Regions from separate parts of the Homo sapiens genome. Here region 2 is linked to region 1. Evidence: read pairs that join two places in POLR2A ChIA-PET (ENCODE). Cell type or tissue: PC-9. All regions are shown on one strand.

Region 1 (2,500 bases):
TGCTATCACAGTTCAGAGAGTGATGGCTTTTGCATCATGTTCAGCCAGAGACTGGTAGTTTGGATGACCCCTTTCTGATTGTTCATAAGAGGGTACAGCCTTGGGCATGCACAGAGTCTTCCAGGCTGCGAGGGATGAATATGATTTCATTTTTAAGCCTGGCTTCCTAGGAGATGCCCCTGGGTCGGGAGAGCTTAATGTTCCGCATTTGGTAGACTGTTGTGTTTGGTAGGCCCGTTGTGCCAGTGAGACTCTGCCCTATGTTAACGGGTCTTTGTGTAGCTTAGGAGATGCTTTCAAGTTTTCCTCATATCCCACTCTGACTGCACCTGAATCAGTACAGTCTAACACATACACAAGACCTTCCAGCCTCTAGAGTTGTCTGTTATCCCTGAAGGACTCTTCTTCTCTGTCCCTTTCCCTTGTTCTATCAAAATTCCACTCCTCTATATCATTTTGCTTACATCCTGGAGTTATCAGCCTCCTCTTAATCACTTTCCACCAAGATCTCCACTGTTTTAGACAATGCCCATAGGCATGGACTTTTCCATGTTCTATTCCAAATAAAGTCAGCCCCCTCAAGCAGAGCTGTAGAGCTCCCTGTCTTAGCACCTGACTTTCCCACAGACAGAACCTTTGCTCCACTGCACCAGAGCTGGGGCGGGGACCTGCTTTTCCAGGAGTAACATCCTCACTTCTGTGAGTGACACTTGAGGTGTGTGCGTGTGTGTGCACATGCGTGTGTATGTGTGTGTGCACGTATGTAAGCCCCTGGTCTTTTTGGCTTGCCCTTCATGGCTTGGAACTTTCACTCTATAAGCAAACTGGGTCAGGAATCATTAGGGCACAGTTATTCTCAGTATGCTGAGCTTAGAGTGGAGTTTCTTCCAACAAGTGACAATGGGCCGAGGGGAAGAGAGTCTGAGCCCTCTTGGCCACACCTGCTTGGAATAGAGCTTCTGCAACATGGGGCTGGGGTAAGAATAAGAAATCCCAGCAGTTTCCCTTTCCAGACCGAAACCATAGCCCAAGATCAGGAGCTATGGGGAGAGGGAGTCGCTTATCTTGGCCACATCTGCCCAGAGTGCACAGCAGTGAAGTTTCTGGAGCTGAGGCCGTAACAGAGCGAGTCATGGCTTAAATGCAGCAGACTCTGTTCTTACTGGGATTGAGTAGATTTTCTTGAATAAATGTTTTTCCATTTGCTGTATTCCCTGAGGACAATTTCCAGAGACATTTTATTTATTTTATTTTAGACAGGGTCTCACTCTGTCACTGAGGCCAGAGGGCAGAGGTACACTCATAGCTCACTGCAGCCTCAGCCTCCCCAGTTCAAACCATCTTCCTGCCTCAGGCACATGCCACCATGCCCAGCTTATTATTTTTATTTTTATAAAGACAGGGTTTCACTATGTTACCCAGGCTATTCTCAAACTGCTGGGCTCAAGTGATCCTTCCACCTCAGCCTCCCAAAGTGTTGGGACTACAGATGTGATCCACTGCACCCAGCCTTCTAAAGACTTTAAATGATTATTTTTTATCATATTTACCAGTTAACCTACATTGTCAGAGAGAAGGTCAAGTTGAGGTTCTTACCGTGCCATTCCAGAAGTCCACTCTCTCTGTGCTATTTTTGCAAGTTTCTGTGAATACATAATTATTTCAAAAATGTTTTGAAAAAACAGCAATAATTGGTTGGTTCTAGCCTTAAGAAACCTGTAGGATTCAGTCTTTACGTTCATAAAGTGAAAAAGAAATGAGAGTGTTTCATCTTCAGTAATTTGCAAGCGTCATAGAAAACAGAATGTGAACGTTCACAAGAAGCTATGTTTTGTGCTAACAGAAGGGCCTACAGCAGGAAAGGACGTTCTGCTCAGTCTAGTGGAGCACCTAAGGAGTTTGCACCCTTTTCTGTGTTAGGGTGTAAGTGTGTGTACACTCTTCACTGGATATGTCTTCCTCTCCTGCAGATTCGCTCAATTGTGTGGAATGCAGATGATAGCAAACTGATTTCTGGTGGCACAGATGGTGCTGTGTATGAATGGAATCTGTCCACAGGAAAGAGAGAGACAGAATGCGTGCTCAAGTCTTGCAGCTACAACTGTGTTACTGTCTCCCCCGATGCCAAAATTATCTTTGCTGTTGGATCAGACCACACCCTCAAGGAGATTGCAGATTCCTTGGTGAGTCTGCCCCTGCCCCGCCTCTGGGCTGGTGCACGGATCTGCAGGGACAGCTTCCCGTGCTTACAGCACAAAGTATGCACGGAATGAGGGCCTCTGCATACAGGGCCCCTTCTTCCCAAGATAACATCAGGCTCCTCATTCCTTTTAGATTAGCTCAGTTATCGTCACTTCCTGAATTTCCTGCCTAGTTTCCTTCCTGACTGGGTGAAATTGTAAATTGCGGGGCTCTTTTTCATTTCCCTTTTACTTGCTGTCTGTAACTTCTCTCCCACCTTCCAGGCATGGAGGTCATGTCATCTCTAAACTGTACTCTT
Region 2 (2,500 bases), 240 kb before region 1:
GCCGTGCAGGGCGGGTCCTAGCAGCTCCAGAGTTAGGAGTGAGTAAGGCGGGCTGGGAAAAGACTCTGTTGCCTTTAAAGGCAAGCGTCCCTGGCAGCCAGGAGGAAAGGTTTTGCTGAGTCAGCTACAATTGGTACAAGAGGGGATAGCAGGGGCTGGGACGGAAGCCCCCCTAATCCAAAGGGTGTTTTGCAATTCAAATCCTCCTGGATTGCAGGTAAACACAGTGATGGATTCCAGGAAGGTCTGATGGGCCAGGCAGGACAGTTTTGTGTGTTTAATGTTTTCATTCTGATTTGCACATCTGCTTGAACCACCTGCTTTCAGAAAGCTTTTCGGCATCCCTTCTTTATCTTCTGTATGCCCTCCGACCCTCTGCAAATGCACTTATCAGGGCTACCACCTGCTCGCTGATGCTGGGGGAATTGAAGGCACATACTCCCCTCCCTTCTCTCCTGACTACCAGGCTTTTCTGTCCAGCTGCCTCCAGGATGTCCCTCTGGATGTCCCACAGGTCCCTCACACTCACCATGCTCAAACCTGAACTCATTATCTTTGCCCATCCCTTCCTGTCCCCACCCTAGAAATGGCTCCTCTAGCCACCAAATTGCCCTAGCCAGAGATCTGGTATCTTCCCTGACCCCTCTCTGTCTCCCTCATTCCCCATATCCAGTCAATCCCGTGGACTTTGCCTGCCCATCCCGTGGACTCTGCCTGCCCTCTCCATGCAGACAGTCCCTCCTCCAGCATAGGCTAGGACCACTATTCATTCATCCTCCTCCCTGCCACCACACTGGTCTCTTTAAAATGCACAGCTGACCACATCACTGCTTTGTTCAAACATCTTTCCATGGCACGCAATAATGTGGCTGAATCTCACAGACATATTGAGTGATAGCAGCTGTGCGAAAGAGTGTGATGTCATGTGTATAAAGTTTAAAAACAGGCAAAACTTATCTCCGGGGTAACAGTAGTTACCCTTGGAAGGGAGGGTCGCGACTCTGGGGGCGGGTGCTGGTAATCAGGGTGAGGCAGGTGGAGACCAGATCAGCAGTACTGATGTTTTTTCCTTTTGCCTCGAGCTTTAATATGACTCAGCACAGCATGTTACTAATCCTGTTTTTATTTAAAATTTTGATATTTTGTCATCATGGATTTTTTGCATTAATTCTGGTTTTTCAAAAATACTGCATTAAAAATATTATTTATCCTGATGACAGAGTCCGCCGCCCCCCTCTACCCCCCTCCACCCCTGCTTAAATTTTACAGGGGAGGTGAGTGCCTTTCTTGTGACACCCTGTTTCTGACCGTGTTGGTAATGTTGTTTCCTCATCAGGGTGCTGGTTGCGGGTGTGTTTAGTTTGTGAAAATGCATTGAGGTGTGTACATTTCTGATTTTCGTACTCTTCTGAATGCATATTTTGCTTCAATTAACCAAATTGAATTTTTTTTTTTTTTTTTTTTTACTTAAAATATTTCTGTAATTCCAAGGGAGTGTCTCCATCTGCTTCTTCCAGTGTCCCCAGCACCAAAAACAGCACCTGCCTCACACTGGGTCTCCTACATTTTTGTTGAATGAAGGAATACAACATTTCAGTTAATTTAATTCCAACAGCAACTCTATGAAATAAGTATTTCTCTATTTTCTTTTTTTTTTCTTTTTTTGAGATGGAGTCTCACTGTTGCCAGGCTGGAGTGCAGTGGCGCAATCTCGGCTCGCTGTAACCTCCGACTTCCGGGTTCAATAGATTCTTCTGCCCCAGCCTCCCAAGTAGCTGGGATTACAGGTGCGCACCACCACGCCCAGCTAATTTTTGTATTTTTAGTAGAAACGGGGTTTCATGATGTTGGCCAGGGTGGTCTCGATCTCTTGACCTCGTGATCCGCCCGCCTTGGCCTTCCAAAGTGCTGGGATTATAGGCGTGAGCCACTGCGCCTGGCCTTTTTCTCTCTGTTTTCTAAAGGAGAAAACTGAGGCTCAGGGAAGTAATTTGCCCAAAATCACACAGGTAGTGTGAGTTCCAGCACCTGGATTGAAAAAATAAATGGAGTCAGGTGTGGTGGTGCGTGCCTATAGTCCCAGCTACTAAAGAGGCTGAGGCAGGAGGATTGCTTGAGCTCAAAAGTTCAAGTCCAGCCTGGGCAACATGGTGAGACCCCATCTCTAAAAATAAATAAATAGGCCAGGCGCAGTGGCTCACACCTGTAATCCCAGCACTTTGGGAGGCCAAGGCAGGGGGATCATGAGGTCAGGCATTCGAGACCAGCCTGACCAACATGATGAAACCCCATCTTTCCTAAAAATACAAAAATTAGCCAGGCGTGGTGGTGTGCACCTGTAATCCCAGCTACTTGGGAGGCTGAGGCAGAACAACCTATTGAACCCAGGAGACGGAGGTTGCAGTGAGTTGAGATTGCACCACTGTACTCCAGCCTGGGCAACAGAGCAAGACTCCGTCTCAAAAAAAATTTTTTTTTAATAAAAATAAAAAATAATAAT

The links. ChIA-PET counts read pairs that join two places held together with the same protein. Peaks named below come from ENCODE experiments on the same cell type or tissue, not always from the same donor. Only the 100,000 strongest peaks of a DNase experiment are listed, where the experiment ranks them.
Region 2: POLR2A ChIA-PET joins it to region 1 with 33 read pairs; 3 of 35 experiments call an interaction of 5 or more read pairs at or near these places.

What each region holds. Positions count from the first base shown.
Region 1 is chr1:43,204,750-43,207,249 of GRCh38, forward strand. It overlaps CFAP57 (cilia and flagella associated protein 57), which reads left to right. Exons shown (of 23, transcript NM_001378189.1): 10 at 1,971-2,183. It overlaps LOC105378685 (a long non-coding RNA gene), which reads right to left. Exons shown (of 5, transcript XR_007066041.1): 4 at 1,597-1,643. Among named protein-coding and RNA genes, the nearest start is that of CFAP57, 34 kb to the left of the region's middle. RefSeq lists an enhancer at 1,444-2,500. In PC-9, no CTCF peak of the experiment used is centred here; DNase peaks (open chromatin) are centred at 1,102 and 2,302; H3K4me3 peaks cover 780 bases; H3K27ac peaks cover 2,339 bases.
Region 2 is chr1:42,962,853-42,965,352 of GRCh38, forward strand. The region is part of intron 1 of SLC2A1-DT (SLC2A1 divergent transcript); the gene reads left to right. Among named protein-coding and RNA genes, the nearest start is that of SLC2A1-DT, 5.1 kb to the left of the region's middle. RefSeq lists a silencer at 1-120. In PC-9, no CTCF peak of the experiment used is centred here; DNase peaks (open chromatin) are centred at 909 and 1,489; H3K4me3 peaks cover 675 bases; H3K27ac peaks cover 2,183 bases.